Linked DNA regions of Mus musculus: region 2 is linked to region 1. A link is a contact called in ENCODE Hi-C or POLR2A ChIA-PET data. All regions are on one chromosome and are shown on one strand. The core of a region is the stretch at or near the end of the contact, and the rest is flanking DNA. Distances in the headings are between cores, read along the strand shown.

Evidence for each region. Hi-C counts contacts between places; a loop is a spot of excess contacts on that map. ChIA-PET counts read pairs that join two places held with the same protein, here RNA polymerase II (POLR2A).
Region 2: a loop to region 1 is called in a map of left cerebral cortex, with 5 times the contacts of the local background. The contact joins the promoter of 1810006J02Rik here to the promoter of Pam in region 1. A Hi-C loop is called at or near these places in 6 of 37 maps with a recorded cell type or tissue (T-helper 17 cell, heart and left cerebral cortex). POLR2A ChIA-PET finds 5 or more read pairs at or near these places in 2 of 5 experiments (both embryonic stem cell).

Annotation. Positions count from the first base shown.
Region 1 is chr1:98,093,471-98,098,208 of GRCm38, reverse strand. Pam (peptidylglycine alpha-amidating monooxygenase) reads left to right here and starts at 2,563. Exons shown (of 26, transcript NM_001357127.1): 1 at 2,563-2,724.
Region 2 is chr1:98,129,373-98,134,110 of GRCm38, reverse strand. 1810006J02Rik (RIKEN cDNA 1810006J02 gene) reads right to left here and starts at 2,644. Exons shown (of 3, transcript NR_040439.1): 1 at 2,407-2,644; 2 at 510-599.

The sequences.
Region 1 (4,738 bases), core at 1,314-3,813:
TGGGAGCTTTACAGGGAAATGTGTACCTCCATCTGCTCCACAGCACTGCCTATGAACATGCTGCTCTCCATAAATTATGCCTCACGTTCTTAGCTGTTGGCTGGCTGCACATCTTTTGCACCATGACTACGCATAGCATTATAGAATTAAACTGATAGCATACAGTACCAGAAAGGACCTTAATTTAATGTTATCCCTGTAGGGGATGACTTTTTCAGTGGTAGGAGAAGGCTTTGTTATGGTTTGCTTCTAATTATTGCTGCCTACATACAAATTGGCATGCCCTAAAGCCACAACTCCTGAAGCTCTCTGGCTGCAGGCTTGAGGTGGCTTCCCTAGAGGGCTGATGAGTCTTTTGTCAAATTGACAGCAACTAGAGTCACCTGGGAAGTGGGACCCTCAAATTAGGAATTACCCTCATCAGATTGGCCTCTGGAGTCATTGTCTTGATGTATTCCTGACTGTGGGAAAGCTTGGCCCACCAAGGGTGGTGCCACTCCTAGGCAAATGGCTCCAAACTGACTAAGAAAACAAGCTGAGCAAGCTATTAAAAAAAAAAAATCCAGGAAACAGCATTCCTCTGTGATGGTCTTTGCTTCTGTTCCTGCCTCTAGGTTCTTGGCTGAGCTTCTGCCTAGTCCCTCAGAGATGGACAGTTTCCTGAAAGTGTATGCTGAACAAACCCTTTCCTCCCAAGTTGACTATTGTGTGTGTTTTATCACGGCAACAGAACACCCAAACCAAACTAGGACACCAGAACTGAGTTTGCATTCTGAAACCCTAAACTGTCCACCAGGAGCTTGAGGGTATGAGACAAGAGTATAGTTAGACATTTTAACGATCTCTCTCTCTCTCTCTCTCTCTCTCTCTCTCTCTCTCTCTCTCTCTTTCACACACACACACACACACACACACACACACACACACACACACACACACACCTGTGAACAAGAAATTTTCTTGGGATCAGAAGGTATTGTATTAAAAAAAAAAAAAAGTCCACTACAGCCTGAGAACACTAAATCAAGTTTTCTTCTCTCACAAAAAATTAACCATTTGTTTATTTGTTTGTATTGGAGAAGGCACATATATCTATGAATGTGCATACAGAGAGCACAGAAGAGTGGCTATCTCAATGACACCTTGCTTCAAAAAGGGTTTTAAGAGCTTGTTTCATTTAGACCAGGGTAAAGAAATGACTTAGGAGCAATGCCAAAGATCAGCCCTAGTGTGTGTCGCCCTCATCAGTAAACTGAATCTGTTTCTGACGTCTTTTTATGACATTTAGTTTCTACAAAGAATTTCTTATCTCTACCTGAGAACCTAGGGTCAAAGGCTTTCCCTGGAATTTGGGTTGAGAAATAAAAGCTCAGACTGGCCTGGTCAACCTGATTTATCTCTGGCTCACCACTGCTGCCTGATAAGCTGTGATAGTCACTGAAGTAGTTTCCCTATGGAGAAATGGATTTTCTTTCTGGGAATTCCCCTGTGGCTTGAGAGCATAGCCTCCTTCACCCTAGCTCCCCCTTTCCACTGCATTTTCTTCATCTCATTCCAGGGACTTCTTCCACATCTTCAGTGACCTTCTTCCAATATCCCCCAATCCTGCCAAACAGAACTTCATAGATGGAGGCAGAGAGGAGCTCCTTGAAAAGACCAGCACTTGGTTGCAGAGCCACAGTAGCACAGGGATCTGCTGCGACAATAAGATTAAATAAAAGATATGGTGGAACTCTGGAGAAAGAAGCAGAGGACTTTGCACAGCAAGGGCACCATGAATACTCCAAAAGTCACTACACAAGGGGAGATTTAAATACCTGTTTCTATTAAAAGCTCTTCAATTGTGTGTGTGTGTGCGTGGGGGGGGGGGTGTGCAGATAGTAACGCGCAGTGACCAAACCTCTACCACACAACACTTCTGGCTTTTACTCATCCTGTCCTATTTCTCTTGCTTTAGGGCGATGCCGGGATGGGACTGGTCTGGTTGTCTTGTGTGCCAAAGCTGAGTGCTCCTCAGAAGCAGAAAGGGACAGCAGGTGGAGGTGGGAAGTCAGGAAAGGCAAACCTCTGGTCTTGGGGTTCTGGCCAGGAAACCGCATGCAACCTGTGTGTGGTTCGAATTCAGGGACCTGGCTGCAGGAGGTGACTTCGAATGGAATTACACCTCAGCTAAGGGTTCGAAACCAGCATCTTCTCTCCGGGTGCAGACCACCTGGCAGAGCCCCAGCCCAAAGGGCGCTGAGGAGGAAGGAGGTCCCTCACCCCCTCGGGAAGCAGCCCCCTATCCAACTCAGATCTCGTCCTCTACCTCTTTCCACGCAGCTGGCGCGGTCACCGCGCGGGGCTGGCCAGAAAGGACCCGGGACTCCGCCGCGTCCCAGAGACTATCGGGCCCTGGCCTTCTCCACGCTCCCCAGAGACCTTGGGACAGTGGCCACCCTCCGACCCGCCCGGGACTCCAAGCACCCGCCGCGCGCTCCCCGGGAGCGGGGAAGCCAAAGCCGGGCTCTGAGGGCTGGAGGCGGAGCCGAGGCGGGAGCCGCCCCGGGGGAGGGAGCGGGCGGTCCCGGAGCCCAGCGCGCGGCCCGGGAAGGAAGGAGGCCAGCAGCGGCCGCGGCCGCGTGCTCAGCCTGTCCCCGCCCTGGGACCCGGAGCCTCCAACTAACTCCGCCCGCCGCCCGCGGGCTCCCGCTTCCGTCCCGGGAAGAGCCTGCGGCCGCGCAGGTTAGTGTGGCCGGCGCCGGGCGCGGCGGGGAGAGGGTCGGGCGCGGGGCGGGGCGCGGAAGTTGGGCAGAGGCGGGGCGGGGAGCGGGCTGCTGGTCCCTTGGCTTCCTGGCGCAGGGACCCGGTGGGTTTCCTCCGGCGCGGCCGGGGTCCTGGCATCCGGCGTCCGAGCCTTCCTGGCATTCCCAAGTGCTGGGGTTGTCAGCACCACCGCGTTCTTCACCGGTGCTGTGCCCACTGTGGCACTTTAACTGCGCCCTCGCCTTTCTGGGCGCGTTTGTTCATTCGCCTTGGGTTTTTTGTGCCCCCCTTTTGGACAACTCTAAGTGGCGGTTGCGAAGCCCCGCGGGACCCCGAGTGGATCCTTAGGACTAGTTTGAGCGTTAGTAGGGGCCGCGCAGATTGACAGCTACGGACGTGGAATACCGACTGAGGCGCTTGAAGTGCTGGCAAGTGCCTGGAAGCATGGAAATTCCCCATCCTCATCGCCAGCCCAGCTCTGCTGTCTCCCCGCGGTTTTCTGCCAGCTTTAGAGTGTGTGTAATCCTCCAGGGAAGGGTGATTGCTCTGTCAGGCAGGATGGACAGTACCCACTACTTCCTATATTCACTAAATCTGGTTGGGTCACCTCATCTGTGTGGCCTTGGTACTCTCTTCCATCAGAATCTTTGTTGACCTGGACAAATACGCGTTGTTCTGTTGGCTGCTTAGAGCTTGCTGGGACGATTTTAGAGGGCTGTGTGGTGGTTTTGAGCCAAAGTCTTAGGCTGAAGCTCTGTGCTAGTGGGTCCCTGACCTGAGTTTGGTCCTAAAGCTGAGATTTGGTGACTTAAAGATGAATTTGGCCTGGAGCTCTTTAAGTCTGAGAGGGACAGCACCGCATTTTCTGGAACTGGTTAACAGAGCTGAAACTGTCCTTTATCCAGCAAACCCTATGTCTAAGCTATGGATCTCTGTTCCCATGGTTATAGAAATTCAACTACCATGAAGATCCTACTGGCCCCAGTCTTAGAGACAAGAACTTTTGCTTCAGATGTTTTGTTGTCTCTACAGTCTTGTTTCCATCCTACAAGTAAAATTAATTTGGGGGGGGGGGGACCTTCTTCTTTGTAAAGTGAATTCAGAAACTTAGTTGATAATCACAGACACAAGAGACATCGTTTAATGTCTTCTAACTACCTTATAAGGAAAACCGCCAAGAAAATCAGCTTTATACTCTGTATTAAATGGCTAAGGCCTGTCATTCTTATAGCCTAAATTTAATAGACATTTTCATGAGTCCCTGTATTATGCAATGCAAGTCTGCTGGGTGCTTTATAGAGCAAGACATGGAATATATTTCTTGCCCTTAAGGGCTTTCTAAACTAATTTAGTGACACCTATATCTTTATATGGACATCAAACATATTCTAACAGCAATACGTGGCTTGTAGAAAGTGTCAAGAAAGCTGTATATAAGCCCTTGTAGGTCATAATTTTGTGAGGCTGCCTCACAGAATGGAGTAAATACCAGGTTCACTAAGAATGTACTTTCTAAAACTAATGTCTCAAATGCCCAGGTTTCATCAAATAGACGCACATTTGGAAATAACTATTTTAGAGCAAAAGCAGCCAGTAAGACAGTGGTCCTAATGCCGGGACCCTTTAATATAGTTTCTCACATTGTGGTGACCCCAACCATAGAATTATTTTTTCTTTATAAGTTCATAACTGTGATTTTGCTAATGTTTTGAATTATAATGTGAATATCAATATTTTCCCAATGAGCTTACCCTCAAGGGGTCTCGACCCACAGGTTGAGAACCCTCACTTAAACACTGTATTATGTGGTAATCAAATACTGAAAAGCTACCATAATTTTATCCAAAACTTCAATTAACTGGGTAACCACGTTGATGTTTTTCTCCTCCTCTTGGGAAGGAAATTATAATGCCTAGAAAAATAACTAGAGAGTGGAAAATTTTGTTTTTATGAACATAACTTAAAATAACTTTATTATATTAATTTATTTATA
Region 2 (4,738 bases), core at 1,395-3,894, 36 kb before region 1:
CACATGGTAAGAGCTGTTCATCGGGGAGTAGTTCTTGTTTTGCAGACTGAGTAAAATGGGGTTAAAAAAAATTAAACTCAGCATGTGTTTTTCTCCTGGTACTAAAATGTACTAATAGCAAGGTCTACAATAATGACCATAATAGTCTGTGATAAGCTGAAGAACAGCCTCTCCAGATATCCATGCTCTACTAATCAGCACTCGAGATTATATTACAGCAAAGAATTATTTGAAGGTCTCAGTAAATTAGAGGGGCTATAAAAGCATGATTATTCTCGATTATATACCCGTGTCAGCCCAATGTAGTCCCACAGGACTTTGTTACAGAGAGGAAAAAGATCAGAAATACAGATTTTCTTGGAAGCAGCGGTTGGGGTGATGTACTTGGAGAATGTAGGCAGGGGAGCCAAGACCCATGGAATGTCGATGTCTATTGGGAACTAGAAAAGGCTCACAGAAGCTCTTCAAATTCCTGAAGCAGGAACATAGGACTGGCAAAAGCAATTTACCCAGGAAAGTTGTTGTGGATGGCTGTCCTCCATAACTGTAAGATGAATAGGATTGTGGCCATTTCCACAAGTATAAAACGATACTGTCTTCTGTTAAGAAAAAGAGAGAATAATCATATATCTAGTTATAAACACATGCATTTATATCATTTATGTATCATAAAACAAAAAAAAAAATAACATAGATTAAAAACTCATGATGATCCCGATAGTCATGTTGTAACGGTGTACCTCTCCTTCTATGATACCTTTTGAATTAGTCCTATTTATTCCTTATAGTGGATTTTTCTAGGTGAAATATAAAGCCTTCGTGAAATGCTATTTTTCCTTGATGATAATAGTTTTTTAATAATAATTTTAAGATTAAAAAAACATTACACAGGGAAAGGAATTGTAGAAAAGCCTCAGCATTTCCAGGCACAGAGAAGAATATGACACAGAGGCATGCCTTTGATGCCCCTCCACCTTCTCCAGCACTCTGTTTCCTACCTGCTTTCGCCCCCAAGGAAATTAGCTGTAGGTGAGAGTTGGAGCATGCGCACAGCTTTCTGCTAATCGGCTGTTCATTACTATGATGATTTAACTCTGAAGCACTGCTCTTAAAATTCTGGTGCCATCAGTAGCTATGGTGAGTGAATAAGTGATGGCCAAGTTCCAGGTCACAAGTCATCTATGAAAGTCTCTAGCGTGAACCAAGACCTGCTTCCACGCTCTGCGATGTGGTCTTTGGGGTATACATACAATGCCCTTCTGGCCCTGGCAGTCCATAAAAATAGAAATGTGAAGTAAACTATTTCCTTTGATTATTTTCATGTCTATTTTCAGCCCACTTACATAAACCCATAGTCTGGCTTCTGAGATTAGGAAAAGTAAAACGTAGCAGATAGGAACAATAAGGCATAAAAGTTATCCCACCTTTAAATGAATGAATGATTTTAATTATCACCTTATAGCTCAGTTGGTTAATTGTATTTAATTTTTTCATATTCCTGCTACTGATTTCATTATATCTATTATCCCTTTAAAATTGCCTATAACCTACAGTTAGAGTATCTTCAGAAACGAGCCAATTAAACAGGGGCACAGACCATTAAGTAACTTAATTGCTTGTTCAATAGACTTTGTCGGTTTATTTTAGATTATTCTATGTTTGAAAAAATTACTTAAATGCATGGCTGACATAAGCTCCTTCTCCCTGTTCACAACTGGAAACCACACCGTGATAACCTCCCTCTTCAATGTCGATGTAATCCCAAAGGACAACATCTGCTCTTAAGATTTAAACTGAGCTCTTCCAAAAAGACTCCCCATGTCTTCACCTTCACTTGTCCAGAGCCTCTCTCTCTCTTCTTTCTGCCTTTGCCTCCCTACCTTTCTCCATCCCCTGCCCTCTCTCTTTGTCTTCCTTTAATTGCATTGGATTGGATTCTTCAGTTGGGGACCAAGTGCTGCTCAGCAATTCTTTTATTTAACTCTAATTGACTCCCTATTGTACAGCAGCTGCTTGGAAATGTGTCTCAAGGCACCTAACTCACACCTGTCATAGTTACTCTCAGTAAATTATTTCGCCTTACACCTAAATCAAAAAGACCAGAGCCCTCAAGCAAACTCCTGTTCTGGTTTACAGAGTGTAATTCTTATTCTACCCTTCAAAATTTTTCAGACTCTTACTCTGTTTAGTCACTGCCTAAGCGTAAGGAAGGAGTATTGTTCCATTCCAAAATTAACTATTCTGTTGCATGGATGAAACACTGTTTTACCTACAACATTTATTCTATACCAGAAACAAGGCTGACATGTTTAAATCTTTCGGTCCTGAAGGCTACGGGATTACAGAAGATAAAAATATTTCAGTAAAGGTACGTGACTGAAGAGACTTATTTAATAGTCAACTCACCCCTCGTGAGAGGCCTCTGTTCCTCGACTTACTGAGTTCCTGGATTCTGCCTAGATATCACCAGCGTTCAGTAGCCCACACTGAGATAATGCCATCCATGGTGATAGAACAGGCAGTGAGAAACTATCTTGCCTCCCTGTAGGTCTACTTCTGAGATTCCTTGAGTCCAGAAACATTCAAGCTACTACTCCAGGCGCTGTGTTTTAGGCATAAGCTGTAGAAATGCCTTCCTCGAGCTGTATTTCCTCTGGTCTCTCTCCTTTCAAAGACCATTTCCTTATATAGCATTCAGCTTCATTTCCTCTAGCAAATACTCAGAACAATTCTCTCGTCTCTAATTGAAGTCACTTCCTCTTCTTCTAATGTGGAAAGAGGCTTGGTGTATGTTTTGGTTACATAGTTAATAATTATTCTTACATGGAACAGATGGATAGGAAGGTCTCACTTTCATAATGATATCAATATTTCATGTAACCTACTATTAGAATATATACTTACTAGATGCCTTTTCACAAAGTCACTTGTGGGGTCCTCTAAATGTATCATCTCATTTAATCAGCCCTCTAAGTGTATTATCTCATTTACTCTTGCCCAAAACATAATTAGTTCTTATTGTTAGCTCCATTTTCCAATTGAGTATATAAAAGAGGAGCACAGAAGTTGCCTGAATCTGTAGAGATGGAAAGGAGGAGGGCAGGTTTTACACAGAGATGTCTAACCCATTGCTCTGGCTCTTGTTCCCCCAGGCCAAGATCCTCTCTGCACTTATAGATAGCATACAATGTTGATGAGCAATGGAATTGAATGGATTCATCCTTTTAAAATACAGTATGTTTTCTTTCTCAGTCATATTCTGAAAGAAAACTGAACTCTTAAAGGGAGAACTAAGGGGCCAGAGGGAGAGAGCTTAGTCGCTGAAGCACTTGTTTTCCAAGCACGAGGACCTGGGTTCAGTCCCTAGGACTCACAGGAAAAACAGAACAAAGTAACAACAGTAACCACAAAAACTTGACTCTGCTGGGCTGAAAGCTTCATTCCAGCACTGGAGAGGTAGAGACAGGAGGATTCTGGTGGCTCACTGGTCGGTCAGCCTAGAGTGTTTGGCAAGCTAGGTCAATTGACATACAAGGCCAATGAGAGGCCCTGTTTCAAAAATCAAGGAAAATGACCTTTAAAGAATAATGCCATCTCCATAGGTCACCACATTCAAGCATGCACACACACACACACACACACACACACACACACCCAAGAGAGAGAAATTTAGAAAAGAAAAGCAAAGGTTCACAAAAAGAGATGTTACACTGTTACGTATCCAAGCCTCTTGTCTTAGAGTTTGGTGTGATAAAACACCATGACCAAACCTGGCTTGGGAAGGGAAAGGGTTTATTTCATCTTTCAAGCCTCAAATTATACTCCTGTAACTAAGGAAAGTCAGGGCAGGAACCTGGTGGCAGGAAGTGAGGCCACAGACACTATGCTAAGTGGTTCTCAACTTGTGAGCTGCAACCCTCTAAGTCTTTGCATATCAGGGACTTACGACACAGTAGCAAGACTACAGTTAGGAAGGAAGGACTTTTATGGTTGGTGGGTGGCAGTTCACCACAGCATGAGGAACCTGTTTAAGGGCTGCAGCAATAGGAAGGTCAACCACCACCTAGAACCACGGCTTACTGCCTTCTTCCCCACAGGTTGCTCAGCCTGCCTTTTTATACAGCTCAGAACCACCTGCCCCGGGCTAGTGCTGCCCACATCTATCACTAATCAAGACAATTCTCCACAGGTTTCCAAACAGGTTGTTCTTATGGAGGTATTTTCTTTCTTTCTTTCTTTTTTTTTTTTTTTTTTTCCTGAGACAGGGTTTCTCTGTGTAGCCCTGGCTGTCCTGGCACTCACTCTGTTCCCTCATTACAAGTTTGCTTCAAGTTAATAAACACACACACACACACACACACACACACACACACACACACACACACAACTGACCCTTGTCAGCTTGACACACAAATGCATAACTATCAAACCATAACCTTTCCTTTCTTGTTCACCTTGGAGTTCTCATATGAATAGCAGTATCTTGATATAAAAATACATCCTGGGCTTTAAAAGTCCCAGAGTCTTTAAAAATTCAAATACTTTCAAAATCCATTCCCTTTAAAACACTCGAGTCTTAGCATTTGGCAAAGTTCAAAGTTCAAAGTGTGTCTAAAGTATACCAGGTGCCTCAATTGTGGGCTCTGGAAAAATCACAAAAGAAGGTAAATACATTCTTACTTCAAGAGGGAAGACACAGGGAGGGCATAGTCACAATCAAAGAAAAGCAACATTGTCA